2 separate regions of the Mus musculus genome follow, and region 1 is linked to region 2. Evidence: chromatin loops called from intact Hi-C (ENCODE). Cell type or tissue: heart. All regions are shown on one strand. Links, peaks and the distances in the headings refer to the core of each region. The heading gives the core; the rest is flanking DNA.

Region 1 (15,758 bases), core at 5,188-13,187, 53 kb before region 2:
GAACTGCCTTGTGGGTGCTGGCAGTGTAACCCACATCCTCTGGAAAAGCAGTCAATGCAAGGTGTTCGATGCTGGCTCACTGCGTAGGCTACATAACTTAGACACAGATGAGCCCTGTCTGCCCTTGCTGCTCTGGAGATTGGCTACCAATTATTGGCACCCTTTACTTCTCTATTTATCATTCTAGATTTGTCACAATTGCCCCCCCCCCTTTAAAAGAATAACTTTTTTACTAAATTCTCTTGTCTTTATTTTCATAAGAACGTTGAGAATTTCATTTGTGTTTTGATCACATGCACTCTCCCAAGTCTTGTGAGATCCACCTCTGCTTTCATACCAACCCAAATTTGCGTCTGTTTTTTTTTTTTTTTTCAACCTTCTAGACCAATTTAGGTTATTTGAATACCCTTGAATGTGTTGTCTTCCACTGACAGGTAGAAGATAACTGTTTTGTTTCCCCAATGTTTTATCCTTGATGTTCTGTATGGTTTTGTGTCTCTGGGGCTAAAGTCCCACCTCCTCGTGCACCATCATGCTGACACGTTAGCTTAGTTATCCTCCACTCCCACCTGCTTTACACATATTTTACCTGTGATTTTTTTTTCCTAATATTTACAGTTAGCCACAATCATCCACCTCTCTTCACAACGGTTCTGTTTCCTCTGCGATGGGGTTTTCAGGTTTTTAACCATTTGTAATGGACACACTAATATGTTTGTTCTGAAAGCACTTCCTGGAGGTGTTTACTGATCACCATGGCCTGGCATTCTCTTCACTGTTCCATTTCACTGTTCATCCACCTTTGGACCCTGAGATGCCCCAGGCGCCACATCAAAGTGGGCGCTCTTGGCATTCAGTACGACTCAGATGCTTAGGGTTGTTCTGTTGTCTACGCACAGCACCTGTTTCTTTTCTCGCTCACACACTTTAATCTTGTTTTCTCCGTGCATGGAACGGTTCATACTCCAATTTTTATTAAAAGTTCAATATGTTCATCACAGCTTAATGGTATCATTTGACATCATCTTAGATCTTGACACTGTCACTCATAGGCTGATATTAATTAAACATATTAATCAAATTAGTCATTAATACAAATGATCCCGGATTATATGCAAGAAATTAAATAAAAATCACATGATTATGCGTCGTTGGTATTAAGCCTCCATATTTTATTCAAGGAAGCAATTTATCTGAACTAGAAAGAGGCAGGCTCAGCAACAAACACCTTCTACAGTGTCAGAGAGATGACCTGGGAGCCACGCCAACTCTGTTAATATTTTTTAACTCCTTTCCCTTGTAGTGTGAACTGGGAAACATTTACTTAGTGTTCAACCTGAAACTTCTGTGTGTACTGTCTGGTGACGTATCAGGGAGGCTGAAGAGATGGTTCAGCAGTTAAGAACACTGCTTGCTCCTCCAAAGGCCCCGGGCTTGTTTGCTAGCATCTACACAAAAACTCACAACTATACCCAACTCTGATTGAGGGGTTTTGGACACAATCTTCTGGCCTCTTCGGGCACATGTGTGCTGCAAACCAGCCATACATACACATAAAATAAAATAAGTGGCAATATGTCTCCAATATATTAAATCAAACATTAAGTGAGATGGGCCCAGGAGTTTCCTTGGTGGATGAGAGAGCTGTCATTCTTCCAGACGATGCAAGTTCATTTCCCACCAGTCACATTGAATCACAACTGCCTGTGGCTCTCGAGCCAAGGGATCTGATGGGATCTACAGACGTCTGCACATATGTGATGCATGCATACATACATAAAGATGAATCTCAGAAATACATATTAAATAAGATGGTTCATTTATTTGGCACAATGATGGCACAAAATTAAGCACTCAACATAAGCTTACCAGGTTGTTATTAAATATGAGAGCTAAAGAAACTCATGTGGTTCTTTCTAAACTTATTTAATGTTTAAACTTAGTGTCTATTTTCCAGCCCTTTAACAGCTGTTAGGAAAATGTCAACGTAATGGAGGCCATTACAGGAAACCATAACTCTTCAAAATGAAGTTGTAGAGCCCAGTCCTAAATGATACAAGACGATCTCTGCAGTAAGGCTCAGTGGTCATTATGGAAAAGGGGGCAGAAAGATTGTACGAGCCAGACGGCCAGTGAGTCTACTGTGAGATTCTGTCTCCTAGAAATTTCAGAGAAGCTACACTCATGAAGTATCACCAACATGGCCGCCTAAACAAGCCTTGGACAGGACACTAACACTAGACATGCTAACAAGGAAGGGTGAAATTTCACTGGGCCTCAACCATAGACAAATAATTACAGGCAACTAAGGAATGATGCTGAGAACAGGAAAATAGTTTTCCCCAGGGAAAAGCACACTAACTGGTGATCCAACACCTAGTGGTTAACCCTAAAAACATCTATCTAAGAAACATTATTACATTACTCAGACTGAGCAAATTATATATATATATATATATATATATATATATTCTCTATATATGAAGATAGATATTAAACAATTAAGTAAGGGTTATGAGAAGGTTCCTATTATCTATTATTTAATTTTCAATAACTTTTCACAAACTCCTGCAAAATTATTTTTCAGCTAGAAATCAAAGTTAGTATCAAACATTGATGAATTTGCTAACTAGAATATTGTATTGATGTATTGGTTATAATACAATAAATTAATCACTAATGCAAACAATTCTAAAACTCCAAGATATTTTGTGTTTAAAATTCAAGTAAATAAAGAATAAAGTATGCATACTTACCTGGTAACAAATCTAAAAAAAAAAAAAAAAAGAAAAAAAAAAGAAGAAGAAAGAAAAAAAGAAAGGAAGCAGAGGAGGAATTAGTGTCATGTCCTCACAGTCTCCGTTTAGCCACTAACTTCAATTAACTTTAATATTATTTCATCTTGAAGACTCATTATTTCTCACATATTAAATGAAATGAGATATTTGGTAAGGTGGAATTGAAATAAATATTAATATTAATGACAAAATTAATAATGATTATGCAATTAGTAAAGTTTCTTCCACTTCCAAACCTTGTCTGATTTTGTGACTTTCATGGACAGAATGACTTGGAAGTCATTAGACACAAGTTAGCCGCCATCGCTCATCTTGTGCAAGATTGCAATGTCAATCTTTGTGCGTTATCACCTGCCTAGCTGTCCAAGCACACAAACCTATGGAGATACACACAACAATAACTGCTTGAAAGGAGATGGAAACTTAAAAACGTATTTTAATAGCAGCCCCCCTTTCTCTGCCTTCATTACTGCTTACATTTTCAGAAGCAGTGCTTGCATCCTTACCAGGCCTTGTGTACTTCTTGTCTCCTCTCTATGGCTCTTCACTGCATTACTAGCTACAGAAAAAAATCAGTATCTGCACCAATGAATATCTGAATCAAACAAAATTCAAACCAAATGCTGTAACTACAATTTGTTCAACTAAAAGGGAGGGTCTGTCATGTTGCACATTTTGATTCGTTACTCATGGGCTGCTCTGTGGAAGGCAATGACTCGCCACTGGGGCTGAAAAAAACAGCTATTCTATTCAGTTAATAATCTTAGCAGCTAACACCTGTAAGCAAACACCCTTAAGGGCAAACCCTGATACTAATACACTTTCATAATGTCTTCTCATTTATTTTCTGTCAAAACTTTATGAGGAAAACCGAGCATGCTCAGTAGTATTCCTGCATGTCATTTCAATTTCCACAACCTTGAGCCATTTTCCCTTCTTGAATTCTTATCCTAAGCATTCTCAGGAATGCATGCCTCACCTCAAAGTGCTTTCTTGCAGGGTTGTGTATACGGTTTATTAATAAACCCTCAACAGCCACATTTGTGTTATTTGAAAAGGTCATTGATTTGGAAAATGTCTTATCCTCTATTGCAAGTGACTGCTCCTGCTCTCTCTCTCTCTCTCTCTCTCTCTCTCTCTCTCTCTCTCTCTCTCTCTCTGTGTGTGTGTGTGTGTGTGTGTGTGTGTGTCTCCTTTTCCCTCTCTCTTCTTGTTCTTCTTGTTCTTGTTCTTCTTGTTCTTGTTCTTCTTGTTCTTGTGCTTGTTCCTCCTCCTCCTTCTCCTCCTCCTTCTCCTCCTCTTCCTCCTCCTCCTTCTCCTCCTCCTCTCCTCCTACTGTTCATTTGATGCTGCACTCCCCAAGATGCATATACTTACAATTTAGTAAGTTAAATAACTCAGCTGGCACAACTATGGACAGCTGCAGAGCAGTGAGAGGTGGTTTTTTTTTTAGCTCACATGCTTGTGTTTCATTGTGATAACAAGTGCTTTTAAATTAGAATTCAAGTTACAATAGAAGTTTTCCTTCATGTATAGTTTAGAGTATCAGTATTTGGGGACCAGGCTGGGAAACATTGATAATAATCATCATCTAAAAAAAAACATGCAGAAATAAAAAATGCAGAATAAAATCCAAAACAACTATCAATAGCCTCCTTTCTTACCACACTCAAGATTGCATGTCTGCTGCATGGCTAATGGCTAACGCAAAGGCCAAGCAAGTAGTTAATAACTGTCGGGTATGTTCATTTACCAAAATGCTTAGATTCTCTTACCACTGAGATTAAGTACTAAGTATCTAAAAATATAAGTGAATGAGTAAAACTTGGCAGAGTACTCTACTGATACATTAGTGAATAACAAAGTTCATGTCACAGATGTACCAAATTTTGGGTTGCTCTCTTTTGATCACTTAAACACTTTGAGGAAACACCTACTTTAAATTACTCATGGAGACTCTTAAATTATGATATAAGAAATCTTTCCTTAGAAATTTACAGTGCTTGGATCTGGAAAATTGGCTTTTGAACTTGAATTAATTAGAAAAGTATTTAGGGCTTTGGTTTGGGTTTCTTTGAGGGGTGTTTTTGTTTGGTTGGTTGGTGGTTTGTTTGTTTGTTTTTGTGGAAGGGACCACTCTTGTCCATAGACTAAAATGAAAGAAACTCTTTTAAAGACTTGATGTGTTGGGGATAGGAAGAAAGACAGGCCAGGGGTAAATCTGTGTCTAGGAATTTGGGGGGAAGAACTGAAAATCCACTGAAGAGAGAGTGGGCGCCTCTGGAGCAGTCTGGGCTCATTCTAGCTGGATTCTATTGAAATACCTGTAACCACCAGGGAAGCTGGAAGGATTTTCCCCAGAAGGTCCCTAGGTGCAATGCTGAGTGAATGGCCTTTGCCTTCTCATCTAATAAAGATCACAGATAAAGGCTATTGCCCAATATCTGAGTATGTCCACTAATCTCAATAGAACTACAACCTTTCCAGTGTGATAAAAACCAAACAACCGTTGATACAAATAGTTACCAAAGTAAGGCTTTGACGTTTTATTAATCCTCAGACCCAAGTTACATATGTTTGAGAAAGTCCTTTGTCTCTTCTCAGAATATGACAGCTTTTTATTATCTCTGTCTCTTAAACCTTAAACATTCGCTCTTTTTCCCTCCCTCCTGATGGTGAGAGCCGGTGCTTCTGGCATATTTTATCTATTTATTTGGCATTTTCCTTGACGTTTCCCAAGTAATAACACCCAGTAGCAGAGACAAATGAGGAATCTGTACCTTCCTTTTCCTTAGGGCAAACCAAGTGCAAATAGACTTGTAAGGAAAAAACTCGGCAGAACGGGACAATAAATAACGGGATAAAATGTAGGCTATAGTTTCCCAGTGCTCTCAGAAAATTCCAGGCCAGACGACTGTTCTACTCAGACTGCTCAAAGCTTTATATCAGGATCTTTCCCACTAAGCAAATTCGATACTATTTTCTTTGATTTCAAGAACAAGACCAATAATATTAAGCTAAGAATACTTTATTTGGTAATGTTAGAGAAAAACATTTTTTTGTTTGTTTGTTTCATGTAGCCTGAGGGAGGGCTGTCATTTGCACTGTGGAACAGTGGTAGATGATAGCTGGGGACTCGAATGAGCAGAATACCCCACCTATAAAGAACCATCTTGCCAAAGTGTCTAATAAAGGATCTCTGTGCCAGTACACCTGGGATGAGCAGACACATCTAAACATGCAACATGGTTTGCTTGAGTCAGAACCTCCTTATACAGCTTGGACTGACCTGGAAGAGACCTCTCCTCCAAAAATTGTATGCCAAATTCTTTGGAGCTTTTCCTCCCGACCCTGGGCTTTATTTTTTCCCCTGTGATCCATAGACTCTGCCCACAGAGAAGGTGCTTGCCCTGATATCTGAGGTCCCTACCAGCTACAGTAACACCAAATATACCTTGTTAATTGATGCAATAATAGACTTGTAAGCACACATGCCCCTTAGCGGATTGCTGATTCTATTCCAAGTGTTTAATAAACTTCATTTCATTTATTTCTGAAGAAAAGCAGTGAGTTTTATTCATTTCAGAGGTATAGCTATCAACATTGATTGCCTCGAAACTGCTAATAGAAGATAAACAGAGCTTTCGGTTCTAATGAGTCCTGACTGGATCCTACCATTGGTCCCAATCAATAAGCAAGACTGCATGAGACTCAATCAGGCAAGAGTTTTCTGTGAAGGACTGTGAGTTTACTTTATTTCCATAACAAAACTCTCCTCACTTCCCATAAAGCCTGAGTCTTAGCATAATAAATTATGAGTCAAGAAAATAAAATTGTGATACAATGAGAGTTATTTTTACAGTACATTTTTAAATAGTTTCTTCAAGCCACCTCTCTCCATTTCTCCTTTCCTTGTTGTGAGTCTTAATATACAACACCCTCCATAGCTCAGTGCTCACTCAGCCTCGGCAGGGAGGGATATTTTTGGAGGATGTGTAGTGAACTAAGGGCTGTGGGGAGGGACTTCGGATTATAGGACAGTCTGCTTTACACTGTGGCTGTCAACTCACTGATCTCTGAGCCGTGAGCAGGCAGCTTCATACCCCAAACACCTCCAGCTGGCTCTGTTCCTGCAGTCACACCTGTCTGCAATGATGGACTGTGCTCCGTAAATTACGGGCCAGAATAAACCATTCCTCCCTTAAGTTGCACTTGTCGGGTAGTTGGTCGCAGTGATATGAAATTTCATCCATGTATTTATGTAGACCCCTTAGCAATCCCACTGTCTCTTCTCCTAACTCTATGCACATCAGTCTAGCACACACACATACACACACAATGGCTCTTAATTTCTTCTACTGTCCCAGGCAGCTTACACTTTAACTCAGTTTTCAAACCTCAAGAAGTTGGTTCCTTGGTTTGTTTGGTTAGGTTTTTTTTTTTTTCTTTTTCTTTTTTTTTTTTTTTGTGAGAAGGAAAGAAAAAGAACTCAGATGATATTGTGCTTCTTTAAGAAGCATGTCATCTCTTGCTTCTTGGGGGCATTCTCTTGGGAGTTTCTGTCTCAGTCATCATCAAAGTTATCTTCAAAACAAAGAATTTTCCTTCATGGGACTGGGGGAATTGGAGAAGAGTAATAGATTCTATTTCTTAGAAAAAAATTTAAAAATCCTCTCTTTATCATTTTTCCATACATAATTTAACCAGCCACTGAATTAACTCTTAAGATTGACTCTACCTGGGAAGAATCCATAAGAAATGATGGCATGCTAATACTTATTAGGTATCAAACATTAGGTCAGTGTGCTTGCTTAAAGTGACGGTCTGTAAAATTCAGACTACAGGGTGGATCTTCTCCATTTCCTGTAGATGGATGACCCAAGAATGGCTTTTACATTTTTTTTTTAAAGATTTATTTTTATTTATTATATGTAAGTACACTGTAGCTGTCTTCAGACACTCCAGAAGAGGGCGTCAGATCTTGTTACAGATGGTTGTGAGCCACCATGTGGTTGCTGGGATTTGAACTCTGGACCTTCGGAAGAGCAGTCGGGTGCTCTTACCCACTGAGCCATCTCACCAGCCCGGCTTTTACATTTTTTAATAGCTGTATTTAAACAGTAATGCAGGAATCTACATAGCAGTCTGTTCTGTCCAATGGCCCATCCTTGGTTTACTCTGATTATGGAGTCCAGTCTATTTTCTCACCGTTCTCTTTTCCCTATAGTCTCAGCTAATAGGCCATTAGCTTTTCATTGGCATGAGATGCCTCCATACAATATACACATGTGTGCATGCATGTGTGTGTGCGCGCACGCACACACATACACATGAATATTCACAATAATAATTTTTAAAAACTAGCACAAGTATTAGTAACAAGACTAGAATGCAATTTCTATAAATAGAAACTAATTTCCCCATAAGGCTTTTAGAATTTCAAGGAGAATATTATTTCACAGGTTTATATTTTCTGAACACCTGGTTACCAGTGGTGGCCTTGGTTTGGGAAATTGTAGACACTAGTTAGCAGGGCAGGTGGGTTGCTGATGATACACTTGAACAGTTGTATCCATTTCTTGTTCTGGAACTCTCCACATTCTTGTCTGTTACTATAATAAAAGCTGCTACATACTCCTGCTAACATGACCTATTCCACTATGGAACCTTGTCCTTCCTCTGGGATACAATATTCCCTCGGAAACCAGGAGCCAAAATAAACCTGGCACCTCTCAAATCGTTTCTGTCCAGTACTTGGTCACGGTGTCAAAAAACAAAAAGTAACAATTACAGAAGCCAGCTTCTATTTATTACTGGATCAAAGAGCAGATTACAAAAGATTCCATGTTCTAGAATTTAGAAACATTATCTTTTGCCTTTCTTCCTCAATAAAATTAAAATATGTTTTAAAAACTTGAGTACATCGAAGCTGTAAATGTTGATAAGAGCTGAATGTAAGAGAAGAGATAGATGCATTGTTAAAAAACAACAACAAAACAAAACAAAACAAAAACAAACTTGGCAAGATCTGGAGAAGACACTCAGAGGCAAACAGAATTGAAGTTCCCCCTGGGAAGTGGGAAAAACGATACAGGTGAAAAGTCCGGAAGACTCTTTAGGGGATTGAGAAACAGGCACTCAAAGTGAAATGAGTGCCCATCGGTGAGCTCCATGGCTAAACAGAGGGAAGGGCGAGAGCAATGCTGAGCAGAGAAAGATGGGTCCACATAGCACTTGACTACTAAGGACCAGCCTCCAAAAAAGTCACGTGATCCAAGAGTTCGTGGTGAAATGAGTTGAAGCAGAGTGGGCCCGAATGGGGCCCTGTTCAGGTGTCACCTTGCGCAATTCAAACTTTATTCTATGGACATTGGTTGACAATAAATAGTCAAGGAAAAGATTGGGGGGTGTATACAATTTTAAATAGACAATATGATGAATGTCGTTCTAGTGTGAGACAATCGTAATAAGCCTTTAGCTAGGATTGCAGAAGCGATACTACCAATCCTTTGAGGAAGCTTAGTTTCATCAATGTATTTCAGATCTAACTGAGATAAAACAAGGCATTTAAAAGGAGAAAAAAATCAGTCCATTGGAAAAAAACCTTATCCCCTGAACTTTCCATAGCATATTTGACCTGTCACAGAGACTCTAATTTGTATCTTCTGGGGTATCTAGGATTCATTTTGAACAATAGTTTGGAGACAATAATTGCATGTATTACTTAATGTCTGACAGGTCAAGTGCATGGAAAAACTCATAGGAGGCAGTTTCCTTTTGGGCCATCTTTTTTCCTTTTATTAAAAATAGCTTTTTTTTTCTCACATGATATATCCTGACTACAGTTTCCCCTTCCGATATGCCCCCACCCTGGTTCCTCTCCACCTACCCTCCCATCTGTGTCCACTTCCTTTTTGTCTCTCATTAGAAAACAAACGGGCTGAAGGATCACAATAAAATAAACAAAGTAAGATAAATTAGAATCTGTCACAGCGGAATTGGCCAGGGCAAACAGAAGGAAAGGAGAATGACGGAAGGGCACAGGAGTCGGAGAAGCACCCACTCTCACACACATGAGTCCTATAGAAACACTAAACAGGAAACCATGTATACACACACACACACACACACTATACATTATGTATACATATATGCATACATAAATATTATACATACATATACAGAGACAGACAGACAGGCAGGCAGGCAGGCAGAGACAGAGATAGAGAGGAGACCTAGTGCAGCAGAACCGCTCTAAGCTTATTCCTGACTGCCTTACAAATAAATGAGACTCAGACTGTGATTAGTTAGTTTTGACAATTACTGGAGGGGGGACCCCTAGTCTACTGTTCTACCTACCAGTCTGGCTACCTCTCCAGCGGTTATACCCCAAATACTTGCTGTTTCTCCTGGCCATGTGCTCACCATCCATCTCCCCTCATGGTGACTTCCTCCTCTCTTCTTCCTCCTTCTCCACCTGGTCTCTCTTCTCTCCTCTCTCTTCTCCACACCCAAGCAGGTAACTCCAAACCTGCCTGTCCGTGATCCCTCCAGTAACTGCCTGTAGCCAATTTTATTTAGCCAGTAGTTTTAAATCAAGGAACAAGGTTTGCACAGCAAAAGCCTGTAAACATAAACATTCACTCGTAGGCCTAGACCTTCCCATTGGGCACAGAATTCAGCATTAGAACACAAAGCAGCAGACCAAACCTCATCTACCTAGGGCAGACCTGTGCAGGCCCTGGGCATGCTACCCTCCTCTCTGTGAGTTTGTAGGAGCATGATCATATTAATTTAGAGGGTCTTTTTCCTTCCTTCCTTCCTTCCTTCCTTCCTTCCTTCCTTCCTTCCTTCCCTCCCTCCCTCTCTCCCTTCTTCCTTCTTTCCTTCCTTCCTTCCTTCCTTCCTTCTTTCCCTCTCTCCCCCTCCCTCTCTCCTTTCCTCCCTTCCTCTCTCCCTTCTTCCTTCTTTCCTTCCTCCCTTCCTTCCCTTCCTCCCTCCTCTCCCCCTTTTTCCTTCCTTCCTTCCTTCCTTCCTTCCCCCTCCCTCCCTCCTCTCCTCTCTCCCTCCCTCCTTCCTTCCTTCCTTCCTCCCTTCCTTCCTCCCCCTCCTTCCCTTCCTTCTTTCCTTCCTTTCTTCTTCCATGTCCCAGATCTCACTCTTCTGCCTCCGCTTCTGTGAGGTTCTGTGAAGGAGGCAGTTTCGTGATGTAGACAGAGATCATCAGGATATGTTTTCACTACCTATACAGTGTTCTCTTCTTACACACGTTCGCGACCGGCCAGGAAAGACACAACAAACCGTAATCTTCTGCGGCAAAAGCTTTATTGCTTACATCTTCAGGAGCCAGAGAGCAAGAAGAGCAAGAGCAAGAAAAAGAACAAGAGCAAGAAAGCAAGAGCAAGAGAGAGCAAGAAAGCAAGAAAAAGAACAAGAAAGCAAGAGAGAGAAAAAGAATGGCAAAACCCCGTCCCTTTTAAGGAGAATTATCCTCCGCCTAGGACGTGTCACTCCCTGATTGGCTGCAGCCCATTGGCCCAGTTGTCATCACGGAAAAGGCAGAACACATGGCGGGAAAACTGCCCCTGCACGTGTGCAGATTATGTTTACTACTTAGAACACAGCTGTCAGCGCCATCTTATAATGGCAAATGTGAGGGCGGCTTCCCACATTCTCTGTGTACAATAGAGTGCCATTTGTTAAAATACATGAGAAGATATTGAAGCAATATGAGATTTTTAACTTAATTGATATTTAATTTTAAATTTTAATTTAATATTAAATCATCATAAATATATAGAGTGGTGGTTAATTTTATGTGTCAACTTGACTCAGCTAAGCGATAATAAGCATCACATCTGGGTGTGTCCAGAGGAGCAAAGCACCTGGGTTGGCTTCAGTGAAAATAGGGCCATCCAACCCATTGAAGCCTAAATCAAACCAAAGCTGGAGAAGTCAAGTTAACTCTTTCGGATCCAGACACTTATCGCTTCCTCCACGAGCATCATTACTTCCAGGCTCAAACCTCAGTTAACCTCACACCTGCCTCCTTTGTACATTCTCAGACCTGTAGACTGTGGCTAAGCATACCACACATCTTCCAAGAACTCTGCTTCTCTGATGGCATTAGAAAGTTCTCACAATCTCATCAAGTGTATGTATGTGTAGACAACCCATTATTTTTCTCTCAAGAACCCCAATATGTGTTCTCATGTAGAAAACTATATTTCATAACAATTTGAAATTCACTTCATTTGCAGATATTATTTTAATATCATCAAACATTAATTTTATATAAGATAATAAAACTATCAAAAAACTACCCCTTTAATAAAAAAGATATGAAGAATGTATCCCTTCACCCCAGTGCAAATGTTTTTATGATTAAAATGAAAAGGGAATGAATTAAATATTCAGTGTTCAAAGTTACAAAAGAAAATTAGTTGAAAGCTTAAGCAAAGTAGGGACAATGAATCATCAGTAAATTTCAAAATATGAGAAAAGAGAAATCTGTGTAGATAAGGTACTTTAGTCTTTATCTACTATTGCATGGCATGAAAAAATAGCTTGCCTATAGGTGGAACAACAATATGAACTAACCAGTACCCCCGGAGCTATTGACTCTAGCTGCATATGTAGCAGAAGATGGCCTAGTCGGCCATCACTGGGAAGAGAGGTCCATTGGTCTTGCAAACTTTATATGCCTCAGTACAGGGGAACATCAGGGCCAAGAAGTGGGAGTGGGTGGGTAGAGGAGTGGGTGGGTAGAGAAGTGGGGGAGGGAGGGTATGGGGGACTTTTGGGATAGCATTGGAAATGTAAATGAAGAAAACACCTAATAAAAATAACAATTAAAAAAAAAGAAAAAATGGCTTGACAGTTTTCTTGACTAAAAGGCACAGTCGTCTACATAAAGTTTACAGAATTAAACATGTATCTCACTAAGTACAAACTGAGTTAGATATTCTACTTCAGAGCTCTTGCATTAAAGGTGGTACAGAAGACCCACGTGACCATGCATGGGAAAGAAATTACATGAACACTAAGTACCTTGAAAACAAACAGCAAATGATGGTTTCAAAGTAAATCCTTTTTAAATTGCTTTTTATTGTACACTGTTGTGTCTGTGTACTGAATCCCATGGAACTGGAGTTGTGAGCTGCTATGTTGGCGCTGGAAACTGAACCTGGGATCCTCTGGAGAAGCAACCAGAGCTCTTAACCACTGAGCCATCTCTCCAGCCCTCAAAATAAATCTTAAAATAAAAGTTATACTAATTCATGTTTACTTAACGATGAGATACACGGTAGGCAATGCCAAGTTGCATTTATTAAGGAAGAAGCAGCTATAATTGCAATTGGTAGGAGCAAATATTTGTATTGTCTAGTAAAACACTTAACATGTCAACATTAATAATCATTTGGGAGACTAATAACAATGACAGAGCCCCCGCCCAAAGCCCATTTTGAATGGCTGATATTAGAATGATTACCAATCATAAGTTCTAAAAATCTATATGTATTTATTTTTATGTGCACATGTAAGAATTTATGTGCAGGGAACGCACCCATGAGCCTTCAGGACTAGAAGAGGGTATTAGTTCCTCATAGATCTTGAGTTATAAGTGGTTGTAAGCTGCCATATAGGAGCTAGGAATCCAACACAAGATCCTCTGCAGGAGCAAGGCACTCTCTTAACTGATGATCTATCTCTGTGGCCTCCCAATTATGTTTTGGTAAGAAAATGCTTCTCTTGCATTATTGGTGGAACTGAATATAAGATTTTTACAATTATTTTTTGAAATTATATCATTTCCCACTTTCCCTTTCCTCCCTTCAATTCCTCCCATGTACTAACCCTTTCCACTTCTCTAACATTGCTCTCAGGTATTTGACTATTTCTCAGATCTATAGTTAAGATGCATGTATTTCGCTCTATGGGTTTATCAATAAAACTTTATTAGCTATCCTTGCTTTGATAAGCTACCTGGGAGAAGCAACTTACAAGCAGAAAGCTTCTCTTGGCTCAGTTTTGGGGGCCCTCAGGTCATCATGGAGGAAAAGTGCTGTGGTATCAACAGTTCGTTCCTGTCCACAGTAATGAGAGCTTACAGCTGCGGGAGACAGAGAAAGGGACAGAAAAGATTATATAACCCCAGAATCCTACTTCCTCCTGCTAGTCTACACATCTTCAGGGTCTCACAGCCCCTCAACCCAGAGTCTCCACCAAGGGTTCAAAGACATAAGCTCCTGAGGGCTATTTCATAGTCAAACCATAACAAACCTGACTTTTATAAATATACATTCAAGTTGAGGCTCTATCTATATATGAGCATATTCCATATAGTAACTTCTCTTTTAGACATTAAATTTTATTAGCCCAAACCATCTCTCTTTTTTTGGAATAATTTTAATTGGCAAAGAAAAACAACCTAGTCTCTGGGATTTCCTAAGGATTCTCCACCACCACCACCACCACCACCACCACCACCACCACCTCCACCTCCACCACCACCACCACCTCTACCACCACCACCACCACCACCTCCACCTCCACCACCACCACCTCCACCACCACCACCACCATCACCACCACCTCCACCTCCACCACCACCACCTCCACCACCACCACCACCACCACCACCACCTCCACCACCACCACCACCACCTCCACCACCACCACCACCACCACCTCCAACACCACCACCACCACCACCACCACCACCACCACCTCCACCACCACCACCACCACCTCCACCACCACCACCACCACCACCTCCAACACCACCACCACCACCACCACCACCACCACCTCCACCACCACCACCACCACCACCACCACCACCACCTCCACCTCCACCACCACCACCACCACCACCACCACCACCTCCACCACCACCACCACCACCACTACCACCTCCACCACCACCACCACCACCACCTCCACCACCACCATTCATTCTCAAGCCCCCCCACCATCTCTCTTTTCTTTCCCCACACTTGACCCTGCCCATCCTCCTCCCTCTCCCCTCTCCCCCTCCCTTCTCCCCTCCCCCTCTCCTTTTTCCCACCCACTTCACTCCCTCCTTCTGCCTTCTATGACTACATTGTTCCCCCTTTCTTTTTTTAATATTTTTTATTACGTATTTTCCTCATTTACATTTACAGTGCTATCCCAAAAGTCCCCCATAACCTCCTCCCACCCTCTACCCACCCACTCCCACTTCTTGGCCCTGGCGTTCCCCTGTACTGGGGCAGATAAAGTTTGCAAGACCAATGGGCCTCTCTTTCCACTGATGGCCGACTAGGCCATCTTTTGATACATATGCAGCTAGAGTCAATAGCTCTGGGGGTACTGGTTAGTTCATATTGTTGTTCCACCTATAGGGTTGCAGATTCCTTTAGCTCCTTGGTTACTTTCTCTAGCTCCTCCATTGGGAGCCCTGTGATCCATCCAATAGCTGACTGTGAGCATCCTCTTCTGTGTTTGCTAGGCCCTGGCATAGTCTCACAAGAGACAGCTATATCAAGCATCCTCACTTGGGCCTTCCTTTTTTAACTTTGTTGGGTCTGTAGGGTGTACCATGGGTATTCTGTCCTTTATGGCTAATATCTACTTATAAGTGAGTACATGCTTTGCATGTCCTATTGGGTCTGGGTTAACTCACTAAAAATGATATTTTCTAGTTCTACCCAATTACCTACAAAATTCACGATGTCCTTGTTTTTAATAGCTGAATAGTGTTCCATTGTGTAAATGAACCATATTTTCTGTATCCATTCTTTGGTGAAGAGACATCTGGGTTGTTTCCAGTTTCTGACTATTATGAATACAGCTGCTATGTCCTGAAGATCTAAGATGGGGGAGGCTCCCAGGAGTCAATATGGGTGACCTTAGCCTAACAGTGGGGACATGGAACCTGAAGAGGTTGCCTCCTGTAGCCAGGCAGGACCCCTAGTG
Region 2 (15,758 bases), core at 2,886-10,885:
TAAAAATTTGCTATGCAAATAGTCAATAAATCTGTAACCGATGGGAGGAAGATGTCACTACAGGGACAGGGCTTCTACTTTCAAATAACATTCTAAGTTAAAAGACATTGTGGTCAAAGTTTTATCCAAACATCCATGAAGCTATCCAACAGCTCCATCTCTTAGAAGGTTTAGTAGTTGTAAGTTTCCCTATCAAAAAAAGCAATTACCTATAATTCTTTCATTCTGTACCATGGGCAGCTATAGCAAAAGTCCTTTGTTACTTGCTTTGTAACCCAGTCTCACAACTTAGTAAATAGGAGAAACCCATCCTAGCTTCCAGGACTGGCTCCCAATAAGTAAGTAAGACATGTTGATTCTCTAACACCCAGGCACAGGGACTAACTTACTATTCACTAAAATGTGCCCTGACTCTTGCTCCTATTGCTTCTGCTACCTAAAGCAGTGCCTTCCCAGACCCTCTTCCTCTCTAATAATAATCTACTCAACCTTGAGAGTTTCCATCACTGACCTAGACAGTTTTCTTGTTACATACTTACCGCATCTGCTCTTCATCAAAATTTACGCATACCTAATTTACCTTAGCCTGTGAGTGCCAATTTCTTTTAAGCTTAGACATTGTGCTCTATACATTGTAAACATTTGTCAGTCTGACTCATGGAGGGAAAAGGCTAAGCCTGTCCCAGGAGCTGTGAATTACTAAAATTCATTGAGTTACATAATCACAGCATTAGCAAGAGCCACATACATCCAGAGTGACATATTAGACCCATTAGGAAGTAGAAGCCATTAATAATGAGGTTCTTACCTTACATTGGCTCAAAATCCAAGGAAAATTGCCCACTAACATCCTTTAAGTGGCATTCCCCTTGGACAAGCACTGCTACAGTCAGACTGATTGGTCATCCTCTCCAGCTGTATAACCTCTAAACTTCTCCATATGGTTGGGAGCTTTGCATTATGAAAAGCAAGGTTGAAACTTTAAAGATCCCACTTGATAATCTGTCATCCAGTCTGTTTAATTAAGTGTGAAATAAGACAGTTTGCCCATAATCTTGGCTGTTTAGATTCTGCTAAGCGGTTGTTTAGCTTGAATCCGACCACCTACTAGGTTAGAATCGCAGTTTCTTAGATCTTCAGTGCTTTCCTTTGTTGTCCTTGATTTTATTTCAATACATAAAAAATACACAGTAGTATAGAATCTAGCAAAGTCTGTCTTGGTACATTGAAATATTCTAAAAAAAATTTATGTATCTTCTTCCACATTTTTAAAATGACAAAGAATGTGCTTTCTGAACTCAAAATAGAGGGTATGTTTCTGATGCTAAAGTCTGGAAGCAAACAGTAAAGCTGAAAATGTCCATGAAGAAAAACTAGGCATTGAAGGGGAAATAGAAGCTTCCAGGAGGAAAAGCCAACAATAATTGCACCAGGAGTGGAAAAGGCTGGAATAGAACGTGATAAAATGTAAGGCAGCTTTGAGGTTTTAAAAGTAGCAAGTGCAGTCGGCTACTTTAAAAACACTAAAACTAAGAAATGCCTGTCTAAGATGGAATTAATAAAACAAAACTTAAGGACTATTTGTTAAGTGCTTATGCTGATAGGTCACCACAATAAGTGAACAATTGCACAGGTCAAGAAAGTGTCCACAAAACAGTGAACATGCCCTGAGGGCGTTACAGGGTCCTAAGAAACCTCTGCTGCAATCCCGACCGCCATTTAGTAACCCAAAACTAACTTTCAGGCTTCTTAGTCTCATTGGTTTTAAGACCTACCTGGGCTTCTACTCTGACAAGCTATGTCAAAACTTACAGGTTCAAACTTGTACACGTAGCAGATGTAATTTGGGCAAGTAACTCCATAGGGTAACTTTTTTTTAATCTTTTCTTTTCAGACATGTTAATAAAGAGTGGACTTCGTAAAAGAAGATTATGGTACTGGACTAGACCATAAGAACCACAATACACAACAAGAGCTTAAGGAAGAATATAATTTCTAGTTCAGTCTCATATTGCTTTACATGGCAAACTGACCATTGCCCCCAAAGAAAGAAATTTATAGTAGAAATACTAGTCTATAACATATGATCATATCTTTATACATGCATATTTTCAAAATAAGACTGTTTATTAATATTGGGAGCATAAAATAAGTTTCATATTGTTGACTATTGTAAGAAAAGATTTGTAAATTTAGAAAACAAGATCTCAGTATTTCCTAAAATATTTGCTTTCTAGAAATCCTTTTTTCTCCTGACTCAAATCATAAAGTACAAATCATTTACTAGAAAAACACCAACATTTTAGTTTATCTCTAGATTCAAAAATATGTGTAAATATAGTCAGGTTGAAGGTTGTGCATATTTTTAATTATTTACATTATGACACTTCTCTGGCCATGATCTGCTTACGGCTGCTATGATAAATGATTCAAAAAGTCTTGCTTGCAATCCCACCAGCAATGGAGGAGTGTTCCTCTTTCTCTACATCCTCGCAAGCATCTGCTGTCACCTGAGTTTTTGATGTTAGTCATTCTGACTGGTGTAAGGTGGAATCTCAGGGTTGTTTTGATTTGCATTGCCATGATGACTAAGGACATTGAACATTTCTTTAGGTGCTTTTCAGTCCTTCAAGTTTCCTCAGTTGAGAATTCTCTGTTTAGCTCTGTTCCACATTTTTTAATAGGGTTATTTGGTTCTCTAGAGTCTAACTTCTTAAGTTCTTTGTATATATTGAATATTAGCCCTCTATCGAATGTAGGATTGGTAAAGATCTTTTCCCAGTTTGTTGGTTGCTGTTTTGTCCAATTGACAGTGTCCTTTGCCTTACAGAAGCTTTGAAATTTTATGAGGTCCCATTTGTCATCAATTCTTGTCTGGCAGTTTCTCAGAAAATTAGATATAGTACTACCTGTGGACCCAGCTATACCACTCCTGGGCACATACCCAGAAGATGCTCCAATATGTAATAAGGATACTATGTTCAGCACAGCCATATTTATAATAGCCAGAAGCTGGAAAGAACCCAGATGTTCCTCAACAGAGCTATAGATATAGAAAATGTGGTACATTTACACAATGGAATACTACTTAGCTATTAAAAACAATGACTTCATGAAATTCCCAGGCAAATGGAAAGAACTTGAAAATATCATCTGAGTGAGGTAACACACTCACAAAAGAACACGGTATGTACTCATTGATAGGTAAATATTAGCCCAAAAGTTCAGAATACCCAAGATTCAATTCAGAGACCATATGAAGCCTAAGAAGAGGTAAGACCAAAATGTGAATGCTTCGGCGCTTTTGAGAAGGAGGAATAACATACTCACAGGAGGAAATATGGAGACAAGGTGTGGAGCAGAGACTGAAGGAAAGGCCATCCAGAGGCTGCCCCACCGGGAGATCTATCCCATATACAGCCACCAAACCCAGACACTATTGTGGATGCCGGGAAGTGCTTGCTGACAGAAGTCTGATATGGCTGTCTCCTGAGAGGCTCTTCCAGAGCCTGACAAAGAGAGGCAGAAGCTTGCAGCCAATCATTGGACTGAGCACTGGGTCTCCAACGGAGGATTTGGAGAAGAGACTGAAATAACTGAGGTGTTTTGCAGCCCCAAGAAGGGGGCAATAGTGTCAACAGGCCACACCCCTGATGTTCCTGGGAACTGAACCACCAACCAAAGAATACACATGGAGCAACCCATGGCACTGGCCACTTATGTGGCAGAGGACAGACTTGTTGGAAATCAGTGGGAGAAAAGACCCTTGGGCCTGAAGGTGTTTGATGCCTCATTGTTAGGGAATGCCAGGGAGGGAAGATGGGAGTCGGTGGGTGGGTGGAGTAGCACCCTCATAAAGGCAGGGGGAGGGCAGATGGGATAGGAACCTGGAGGCAGGAGCTGATGTAGAGGCCATGGGGGGATGTTATTTACTGGATTGCTTCCTCTGGCTTGCTCAGCTTGCTTGCTTATAGAACCCAAGACTACCAGCCTAGGGATAGCACCACCCACACTGGGCCCTCCCATCCTTGATCAGTAATTGAGAAAATGCCTTACAGCTGGGTCCCATGGAGGCATTTCCTCAAGGGAGGCTCCTTTCTCTGTGCTTGTGTCAAGTTGACGCACAAACCCAGCCGGTACAGCATGGTTCTTTTCAAGTTTTCCTATTCCATGCCTGGCCTCATTTTTCCTGCTGAAGAAAATTTTTCTTCATGTATAAAATAGTTAAATGATTTTTGAGAGAGAAATGTGCTCACAAACAAGGAATCTTGGGAATGTCATAAAATACTAGCGACTTAACAAGAGAGAATATTGACAGTGGAAGAACTGAAGAGCATCCTGCATCCAAACAGCTGGGGAGCCTCATGAATGCTCCAATCATTTCCAGATATGCATCTCCCTCAAAATACATAAGGTCAGGATGGAGAGGTTGCCCAGAGTTTAGAAGCACTTGTTGCTCTTGCAGGGGCCTGCCTTCAGTTCTCAACTCCTGGTGACTCACAACTTCCCCCAACTCTAGTTCCAATGTATCCACTTTCCTCTTCTGGCCTCCACGAGCACGGTGCCCATGCAGACAAGCAGGCAGCCCTACATACACATAAATAAAAATAAATATTTTTGAGGGCATTGAAAATACAAAGCAACCATGCTATTTCTTAAAATCTTTCTTCTAGAATTGATTATGAGTACCTATTAAGAGTTATGAAGATAACCAATGATCTACTCGGTGCTCATCATGATAAATCTCTAAGTAGCTTCTTAAATCTCTTCACTTTCTGTCATTTCTGATTCCATTCCTCGTCTTCAGTGAGAGTTTTAAGTTTTGTTTGTGGTTTTATTTAGCAATTACTCTTCATACCAGTTCTAGATCATATCATCCAATGTATTGCTGATTCTTCTTTTTCTATTGTTTTTATTGAAAATGATTTTAATAAAATATATCCTGATTATGGTTTCCCTCCTAAATCTTCCTAGATAATCCCTACCTCCATTCCCACCAAAATCCAGACCTTTTCTTTCTCTGCCTTATTAGAAAACAAGTAGGCATCTAAAAAGTAAACTAAGACAAAGTCAGAACAACGATATTAGAATATGTAAAAACAAACAAGAAAAAATTCAAAGAAAAAAGACAGGAAACACATACAGACACAGAGACACACATGTTCACACACAAATCCCTTAAAAACACAAAACTGGAAGCCATAATATATATGCAGAAAACCTGTAAGGCTAAAAACTCTAAAATGCTCCTTCATAGCAGCAGGGAACAAATAACCTCTGAAAACATCATTGAGGTCAATTTGTGTTGTCCCTCTACTGCTCAACACGGGGCTTGGATCTCAGAATGGTTTGTATACCCATTGAGACTTCATTGTGAGATTGAAAAAAGCAAAACACCCTATTTTTGGCTTTGCAAGCAGTTATCAATTGGAGATAACTTGTGTGAGGGATGTGAGCCTGTGTGCACTTCCCCTCTCAGCCCTGGGGTCCCCTCTGGATTAGATGCTTGCAGATCCTGTGCACATTGCTGCGGCCTATGTGAGTTTACGTGTGTGTCAGTCCTGCTTCTTTAGAAGGCCCTGTTTCCTTGGTATCTTATATCTCTGCTGACTCTTACAGTCTTTATACCTCCTCTTCAGCAGGGTTTCCTGAATTTCAAGGGGAGAGATTTGATAGAAACACCATTTAGGACTGGGTGTGTACATTGTTCAGTTGTGGTCCTCTGTACTTTTTCCCACCTGCTGCAGAAGAAAACTTTTTTGATGATGTCTGAGCAATGATCTATGAGTATAGCAGAATGTCATTAGAAATCATTTTATTGCTACGTTCCCAGCGCAGAACAGTAGTATTTGGTCGTCTTCCCCTTGATCTCTGACCCATCTAGTCTCACATTCTTGCCACCCAAGCAGTGTCAGGGACAGGCTCCATCTCATGGAGGGGGCTTTTGCTGACACTTCTAACTCCCTTATCCTGAGCTCTGAACTCACATCTCCACTGTTAAACTGAATGTCACACCTGTATATTTCCCAAGCACTACAAATTAAGCTAATTAACGACTAGGCGAACTTCATCGTTATCCCAGAGTTTCCATGTTTCCTCCCTGAATAATATCAAAGACGTCAGCACACCATTAAGATCCCACTTCTCACTCTCATCAGCTCACACCCAGATATCAGGCCTTGAATCCACCTGCCGGTCACCTGAGCAGCCCCCGGCCACCTTGTCTAGTACAAAGTAAAAGTCATGTGACCACAGACGCAGACCACAATCTTTACCCAGCGGCACCCTGTGCCTTAACAGCTCCTTCTCCAATGCAGCTCCTCCTCCCATGCACATCTGCCCAAGCTCCATCCACTATTTTCCTGATACATGAATGTGTTCATGCTCCCTGCTGTTAGTCATATGCTTTCCATAGAAAAATGGCAATCCCCTTAACTTGTGAACCTCTAGTCCAGGAGCCTCATGTTAGCCTTTTCAAACTGATTACACTCTAAAGGCCATTGTTTATTTGCCATCCACTTCATACTGAAAATAAGTTGCTTATATGCCGTAAGGGATTTTATAGTCAAGATTCATGTCAAGCTGCGCTACTTCGTTTTTTTTTTTTTTCTGGAATTCTCTGTATATTCACCTGGAAAGCCTGTGTTCATCCGTTACAGTTCAGCTCCATTAGTAATGTCCCTGTGAAAACTGTCCTACATGCATCACCAACTTTATCTGCTTCCCTGCTGTAGACTCAGTGTCAGAGCCTAGCAGTATAGCATCTGCAACTCAGAGTTCAGTAAATACATGAGGCATGAAGAAATGAATAACTGACTATCTATAACAAGAATAAATATCAGCAGTATACACTCCAAAAGAACATAAGACTGTACATAAGAATTATAAGGCCAATGCACTAACATAACAACAACAACAAAAAAAAAATCTAAGGAAGTGTGTTGCATCATTTTGTTTACATCTAAATAGTTTCACTGCTTTATCACATTTAAAAGCTACACAATATTTTTTTAAAAGTAGGAATCCTAAAATATCTTTAATGTCCAAAGCAGTCTCATTTGTAACTTCACTGAGTCTTCCCAAAAAGTTGGTTGAAAATGTATTATTTCAACAAATACACACACGACAACACCAAACCTCATAGAAGTTGGATAGTTTGTTTATAATTTATAAATTGAAGAAACCAATCTCACTTCTCCTCACAAGAATAAATGTTTCCTGAGTTAAATATTGAAGTCTACATTATCTGTGATATCTAATGGTGTTTGGGAATAGGCATGGGTTGTTCGTGTTTTAGGATTGTCACAAAAACAAATAACTCCAAAAAAGGGTATTTTGAAGAGCTGTCAAAATAGCCCATGTCATCACAGTTTCTTAAATATACATGGCTCGTGAATGAGGAATATTTGTTTGTTTCAGTATTTGGCAAAACATAAAGGTTTGTCTTTTTGGTGTCATGTGTCCCTTACTTGGTCTTGACAGATTTATTCCTACTAGTTTCTCTCCAAAGATCCTTTTACTTCCTGGTTTATTCAGTTGTTTCAATTATAAATAGAGTGAAATTATATTCAAAATTTGCACAATTAAATCACTAGTTGAGCTGTATCTAAAAAGGGGATGGAGAGAAACACAGCTTTGGCAAGCACCAATTATTGAACTATTCACTTAGTCTTTTTCATTTGAGCTATAATAATTGTCCTTTCCAACACTCGTGTCAATAAAAGCCAGGCAAAGAAGTTAAGAGTGGACAGAATGATGCCATGTCATCCCAGGCCAGACCAAAACACTTGTGAGCCTAAGAGTAGAGACAGACAGACAGTGGTCTCAAGCTCTGGGTCCACCTTTCCCTCACTGCAATCTATACATTCCCTGAGACTTAGCAGTCTCGCCTTTAGTGACACATGAGCAATTACCGAAGCTCCATGGGTTTTTATGTGACTTTAATAAATTGGAGCAGTGGAGAGTTAATCTTGGCCTAGGCCTCTCTACCACAATCCCAGCGGTCAGGAGACAGAAGGAGCAGCACTTAAGTCTCTGCTACAGCGTGGGCAGAAGATTAGTCTTGGCTAAATTATGGTCCTGCCTCCAACAACAACAACAACAACAACAACAACAAAAACCTAAGAAGTTAAGATGTGGATACATCATTAACATTTTACTCAACACGTGGAGAGTATTTTTATTATTATTTCTATTATTAATGAATCCCCTTAAATAAGTCATAGGAGTCCATGTACATTTGCTCTGATAAACTCAAGCAGGGCCAGCTACTGGAATTCTGGAAAAGAGAAAAACCTGTTTAGGTATCTGGTTTGGTCTGGAGTCTCTGCATATCTTTGACCCACAATCCTCGTGTCTTCTTCTCATGTGTAAAGGCTTTTCAGCCCTCCTCTTTAGAAGCAGTGCTTGGAGTGGGGACACTCTGGCTTCTTGACACTCTTGGGTCTATCCCTACCATGCCGTCCACTTTCTTCCACCTTTTCTCTGATGATGTGACCCACCTAGAGAGTTACCTTTGGGTTAAGCTGAGTTCTTACATGACTGTTTTATTTTATATATAAGAAACAGAATTGAACCTTCTAAGACAGACTTGCTTGCTTATGAATTAATATCTCGTGCCACAGAAACCTGTTATTTCATAATTTGAGCTACTCTATTCTATGCTTATAAGTAGAGATAACAATTAATGAGCAAAGGCATATTCATATTCAACAGTAACAGGAATAAGTTAACTCTAAGTGTTCATAAGTAATCATCTTGTATTTTTAAGAGAGGAATTATGTATACTCCATTTTTTCTCTATTTTTTTCTTCAGCTTTTAGATAATAAAACTACATAGATGATACTAAGAAACTGCAGGGGCTGGAGAGATGGCTCAGCGGTTAAGTGCACTGACTGCTCTTCCAGAGGTCCTGCGCTCAGTTCCCAGCAACCACATGGTGGCTCACAACCATCTGGAATGGGATCAGATGCCCTCTTCTGGTGTGTCAGAGGACAGCTAAAGTGTACTCAAAAGTAAATGTATAAAAATAAATTAGTGAGGAAGGAAGGAAGGAAGGAAGGAAGGAAGGAAGGAAGGAAGGAGAAGGGAAGGGAAGGGAAGGGAAGGGAAGGGAAGGGAAGGGAAGGGAAGGGAAGGGAAGGGAAGGGAAGGGAAGGGAAGGGAAGAGGGAGGAAGGGAGGGAGGGAGGGAGGGAGGAAAGGAAGGATGGAAGGAAGAAAGGAAGGAAGGAAGAAAGGAAGGGAGGGAGGGAAGGAGGGAGGGAGGAAGGAAGGGACGGATGGAAAGGAAGGAAGAAGAAAAGAAAAATAAAACTGCACAATTTCCAAAAGTCAACCAGAATTACTCAGTTATTTCTACTGATGCTTATCTCATAAAATTATATAGTATTCTGAGTTTTCTTCATCCAGATGTTTTGTTTTATTCAAGTTTTATTAGCAAAGAACAATTTACTGTTGCATTTTGTGACTAAAAACTTTGTATAGTGCCACAGAATCCACGTAGTACACATTGAAAATTCAAAACTGAGTTCTTAGATAACAAGCGAATTCACACCTAAACCTTTCTAGGAATTTTCACAAGCTCCTGATGGTAAAATGCTCTATTTTATTTCTGTAGACAAAATCTTCTCCATATGATGATCTTTTGTAGTCTAAAATGTAGCATGCTAGGATTTTTGTCCCCTTGATTTATCTAAAACAGTGCCACCCACTCATAAGGAAGCGTCCATTGGAAAGGACTAATTAAGACTGGACATGAGAGAGACCTTCTGAGGCGGCGCCATCTTCGGCTCCAGACAACCGGCCACCTTCCTGGCCAAAGCAACACAGCTTCTGGGAAAGATCCTGTTTTGGGCCTTCATCTTCAGCCAGGAGGAGGTCCAAACACCAGATAACTGTGCACCTTCCCTGAAAGAGGAGAGCTTGCCTGCAGAGACTGCTCTGACCACTGAAACTCAGAGGAGAGAGCTAGTCTCCCACGTCTGCTAGTAGAGGGTAACAAAATCAACAGAGGAACAATCTCTAAACAAAGACAACTATAACAACTAACTCCAGAGATTGCCAGATGGCGAAAGGTAAACGTAAGAATCCTACTAACAGGAATCAAGACCACTCACCATCATCAGAACCCAGCACTCCCACTTCGCCCAGTCCAGGGCATCCTAACACACCTGAAAAGGTAGACCTGGATTTAAAAGCATTTCTCATGATGATGGTAGAGGACATAAAGAAGGAATTTAATAACTCACTTAAAGAAATACAGGAGAACACTGCTAAAGAGTTACAAGTCCTTAAAGAAAAACAGGAAAACACAACCAAACAGGTAGAAGTCCTTATAGAAAAACAGGAAAACACATCAAAACAGGTGATAGAAATGAACAAAACCATACTAGACCTAAAAAGGGAAGTAGACACAATAAAGAAAACCCAAAGTGAGGCAACGCTGGAGATAGAAACCCTAGGAAAGAAATCTGGAACCATAGATGCCAGCATCAGCAACAGAATACAAGAGATGGAAGAGAGAATCTCAGGTGCAGAAGATTCCATAGAGAACATCGGCACAACAATCAAAGAAAATGGAAAATGCAAAAAGATCCTAACTCAAAGCATCCAGGAAATCCAGGACACAATGAGAAGACCAAACCTATGCATAATAGGAGTGGATGAGAATGAAGATTTTCAACTCAAAGGACCAGCAAACATCTTCAACAAAATTATTGAAGAAAACTTCCCAAATCTAAAGAAAGAGATGCCCATAAACATACAAGAGGCCTACAGCACTCCAAAAAAACTGGACAAGAAAAGAAATTCCTCCCGACACATAATAATCAGAACATCAAATGCACTAAATAAAGATAGAATACTAAAAGCAGTAAGGGAAAAAGGTCAAGTAACATATAAAGGCAAGCCTATCAGAATTACACCAGATTTTTCACCAGAGACTATGAAAGCCAGAAGAGCCTGGACAGATGTTATACAGACACTAAGAGAACACAAATTCCAGCCCAGACTACTATACCCAGCCAAACTCTCAATTACCATAGATGGAGAAACCAAAGTATTCCACGACAAAACTAAATTCACCCATTATCTCTCCACGAATCCAGCCCTTCAAAGGATAATAACAGAAAAAAACCAACACAAGGACGGGAACCATGCCCTAGAAAAAACAAGAAGATAATCCCTCAACAAAACTAAAAGAAGACAGCCACAAGAACAGAATGCCAACTTTAACAACAAAAATAACAGGAAGCAACAATTACTTTTCCTTAATATCTCTTAATATCAATGGTCTCAACTCCCCAATAAAAAGACATAGACTAACAGACTGGCTACACAAACAGGACCCAACATTCTGCTGCTTACAGTAAACCCATCTCAGGGAAAAAGACAGACACTACCTCAGAGTGAAAGGCTGGAAAACAATTTTCCAAGCAAATGTTCTGAAGAAACAAGCTGGAGTAGCCATTTTAATATCGGATAAAATCGACTTCCAACCCAAAGTTATCAAAAAAGACAAGGAGGGACACTTCATACTCATCAAAGGTAAAATCCTCCAAGAGGAACTCACAATTCTGAATATCTACGCTCCAAATGCAAGGGCAGCCACATTCATTAAAGACACCTTAGTAAAGCTCAAAGCACACGTTGCACCTCACACAATAATAGTGGGAGACTTCAACACACCACTTTCTTCAAAGGACAGATCGTGGAAACAGAAACTAAACAGGGACACAGTGAAACTAACAGAAGTTATGAAACAAATGGACCTGACAGATATCTACAGAACATTTTATCCTAAAACAAAAGGATATACCTTCTTCTCAGCACCTCACGGGACCTTCTCCAAAATTGACCATATAATTGGTCACAAAACAGGCCTCAACAGATACAAAAATATTGAAATTGTCCCATGTATCCTATCAGACCACCATGGCCTAAGACTGATCTTCAATAACAACATAAATAATGGAAAGCCAACATTCACGTGGAAACTGAACAACACTCTTCTCAATGATACCTTGGTCAAGGAAGGAATAAAGAAAGAAATTAAAGACTTTTTAGAGTTTAATGAAAATGAAGCCACAACGTACCCAAACCTATGGGACACAATGAAAGCATTTCTAAGAGGGAAACTCATAGCTCTGAGTGCCTCCAAGAAGAAACGGGAGAGAGCACATACTAGCAGCTTGACAACACATCTAAAAGCTCTAGAAAAAAAGGAAGCAAATTCACCCAAGAGGAGTAGACGGCAGGAAATAATCAAACTCAGGGGTGAAATCAACCAAGTGGAAACAAGAAGAACTATTCAAAGAATTAACCAAACGAGAAGTTGGTTCTTTGAGAAAATCAACAAGATAGATAAACTCTTAGCTAGACTCACTAAAGGGCACAGGGACAAAATCCTAATTAACAAAATCAGAAATGAAAAGGGAGACATAACAACAGATCCTGAAGAAATCCAAAACACCATCAGATCCTTCTACAAAAGGCTATACTCAACAAAACTGGAAAACCTGGACGAAATGGACAAATTTCTGGACAGATACCAGGTACCAAAGTTGAATCAGGATCAAGTTGACCATCTAAACAGTCCCATATCACCTAAAGAAATAGAAGCAGTTATTAATAGTCTCCCAGCCAAAAAAAGCCCAGGACCAGACGGGTTTAGTGCAGAGTTCTATCAGACCTTCAAAGAAGATCTAATTCCAGTTCTGCACAAACTATTTCACAAAATAGAAGTAGAAGGTACTCTACCCAACTCATTTTATGAAGCCACTATTACTCTGATACCTAAACCACAGAAAGACCCAACAAAGATAGAGAACTTCAGACCAATTTCTCTTATGAATATCGATGCAAAAATCCTCAATAAAATTCTCGCTAACCGAATCCAAGAACATATTAAAGCAATCATCCATCCTGACCAAGTAGGTTTTATTCCAGGGATGCAGGGATGGTTTAATATATGAAAATCCATCAATGTAATCCATTATATAAACAAACTCAAAGACAAAAACCACATGATCATCTCGTTAGATGCAGAAAAAGTTTTGACAAGATCCAACACCCATTCATGATAAAAGTTTTGGAAAGATCAGGAATTCAAGGCCCATACCTAAACATGATAAAAGCAATCTACAGCAAACCAGTAGCCAACATCAAAGTAAATGGAGAGAAGCTGGAAGCAATCCCACTAAAATCAGGGACTAGACAAGGCTGCCCACTTTCTCCCTACCTTTTCAACATAGTACTTGAAGTATTAGCCAGAGCAATTCGACAACAAAAGGAGATCAAGGGGATACAAATTGGAAAAGAGGAAGTCAAAATATCACTTTTTGCAGATGATATGATAGTATATATAAGTGACCCTAAAAATTCTACCAGAGAACTCCTAAACCTGATAAACAGCTTCGGTGAAGTAGCTGGATATAAAATAAACTCAAACAAGTCAATGGCCTTTCTCTATACAAAGAATAAACAGGCTGAGAAAGAAATTAGGGAAACAACACCCTTCTCAATAGTCACAAATAATATAAAATATCTTGGCGTGACTCTAACTAAGGAGGTGAAAGATCTGTATGATAAAAACTTCAAATCTCTGAAGAAAGAAATTAAAGAAGATCTCAGAAGATGGAAAGATCTCCCATGCTCATGGATTGGCAGGATCAACATTGTAAAAATGGCTATCTTGCCAAAAGCAATCTACAGATTCAATGCAATCCCCATCAAAATTCCAACTCAATTCTTCAACGAATTGGAAGGAGCAATTTGCAAATTTGTCTGGAATAACAAAAAACCTAGGATAGCAAAAAGTCTTCTCAAGGATAAAAGAACCTCTGGTGGAATCACCATGCCTGACCTAAAGCTTTACTACAGAGCAATTGTGATAAAAAACTGCATGTTACTGGTATAGAGACAGACAAGTAGACCAATGGAATAGAATTGAAGACCCAGAAATGAACCCACACACCTATGGTCACTTGATCTTCGACAAGGGAGCTAAAACCATCCAGTGGAAGAAAGACAGCATTTTCAACAATTGGTGCTGGCACAACTGGCTGTTATCGTGTAGAAGAATGCGAATCGATCCATACTTATCTCCTTGTACTAAGGTCAAATCTAAGTGGATCGAGGAACTTCACATAAAACCAGAGACACTGAAACTTATAGAGGAGAAAATGGGGAAAAGCCTTGAAGATATGGGCACAGGGGAAAAATTCCTGAACAGAACAGCAATGGCTTGTACTGTAAGATCGAGAATTTGACAAATGGGACCTAATGAAACTCCAAAGTTTCTGCAAGGCAAAAGACACCATCAATAAGACAAAAAGACCACCAACAGATTGGGAAAGGATCTTTACCTATCCTAAATCAGATAGGGGACTAATATCCAACATATATAAAGAACTCAAGAAGGTGGACTTCAGAAAATCAAATAACCCCATTAAAAAATGGGGCTCAGAACTGAACAAAGAATTCTCACCTGAGGAATACCGAATGGCAGAGAAGCACCTGAAATATTTTTTAACATCCTTAATCATCAGGGAAATGCAAATCAAAATAACCCTGAGATTCCACCTCACACCAGTCAGAATGGCTAAGATCAAAAATTCAGGTGACAGCAGATGCTGGCGTGGATGTGGAGAAAGAGGAACACTCTTCCATTGTTGGTGGGATTGCAGGCTTGTACAACCACTCTGAAAATCAGTCTGGCGGTTCCTCAGAAAATTGGACATAGTACTACCGGAGGATCCAGCAATACCTCTCCTGGGCATATATCCAGAAGATGCCCCAACTGGTAAGAAGGACACATGCTCCACTATGTTCATAGCAGCCTTGTTTATAATAGCCAGAAGCTGGAAAGAACCCAGATGCCCCTCAACAGAGGAATGGATACAGAAAATGTGGTACATCTACACAATGGAGTACTACTCAGCTATTAAAAAGAATGAATTTATGAAATTCCTAGGCAAATGGATGTACCTGGAGCGCATCATCCTGAATGAGGTAACCCAGTGACAAAAGAACTCACATGATATGTACTCACTGATAAGTGGATATTAACCCAGAATCTTAGAATATCCAAGATATAAGATACAATTTGCGAAACACATGAAACTCAAGAAGAATGAAAACCAAAGTGTGGACACTTTGCCCCTTAGTAGAATTGGGAACAAAACACCCCTGGAAGGAGTTACAGAGACAAAGTTAGGAGCTGAGATGAAAGGATGGACCATCTAGAGACTGCCATATCTAGGGATCCACCCCATAATCATCATCTAAACGCTGACACCATTGCATACACTAGCAAGATTTTATTGAAAGGACCCAGATGTAGCTGTCTCTTGTGAGACTATGCCGGGGCCTAGCAAACACAGAAGTGGATGCTCACAGTCAACTAATGGATGGATCACAGGGCTCCCAATGGAGGAGCTAGAGAAAGTAGCCAAGGAGCTAAAGGTATCTGCAACCCTATAGGTGGAACAACATTATGAACTAACCAGTACCCCGGAGCTCTTGACTCTAGCTGCATATGTATCAAAAGATGGCCTAATCGGCCATCACTGGAAAGAGAGGCCCATTGGACTTGCAAACTTTATATGCCTCAGTACAGGGAAACGCCAGGGCCAAAAAGGGAGAGTGGGTGGGTAGGGGAGTGGGGGTGGGTGGGTATGGGGGACTTTTGGTATAGCATTGGAAATGTAAATGAGCTAAATACCTAATAAAAAATGGAAAAAAAAAAGACTGGACAT

The links. Hi-C counts contacts between places; a loop is a spot of excess contacts. Peaks named below come from ENCODE experiments on the same cell type or tissue, not always from the same donor. Only the 100,000 strongest peaks of a DNase experiment are listed, where the experiment ranks them.
Region 1: it touches region 2 in a loop (2.4-fold over the local background); 2 of 42 quality-filtered maps call a loop at or near these places.

What each region holds. Positions count from the first base shown.
Region 1 is chr14:103,923,461-103,939,218 of GRCm38, reverse strand. No RefSeq gene overlaps it. Among named protein-coding and RNA genes, the nearest start is that of 4930518C04Rik, 33 kb to the right of the region's middle. In heart, for the core only: no CTCF peak of the experiment used is centred there; a DNase peak (open chromatin) is centred at 9,708.
Region 2 is chr14:103,868,346-103,884,103 of GRCm38, reverse strand. No RefSeq gene overlaps it. Among named protein-coding and RNA genes, the nearest start is that of 4930518C04Rik, 23 kb to the left of the region's middle. In heart, for the core only: no CTCF peak of the experiment used is centred there; no DNase peak of the experiment used is centred there.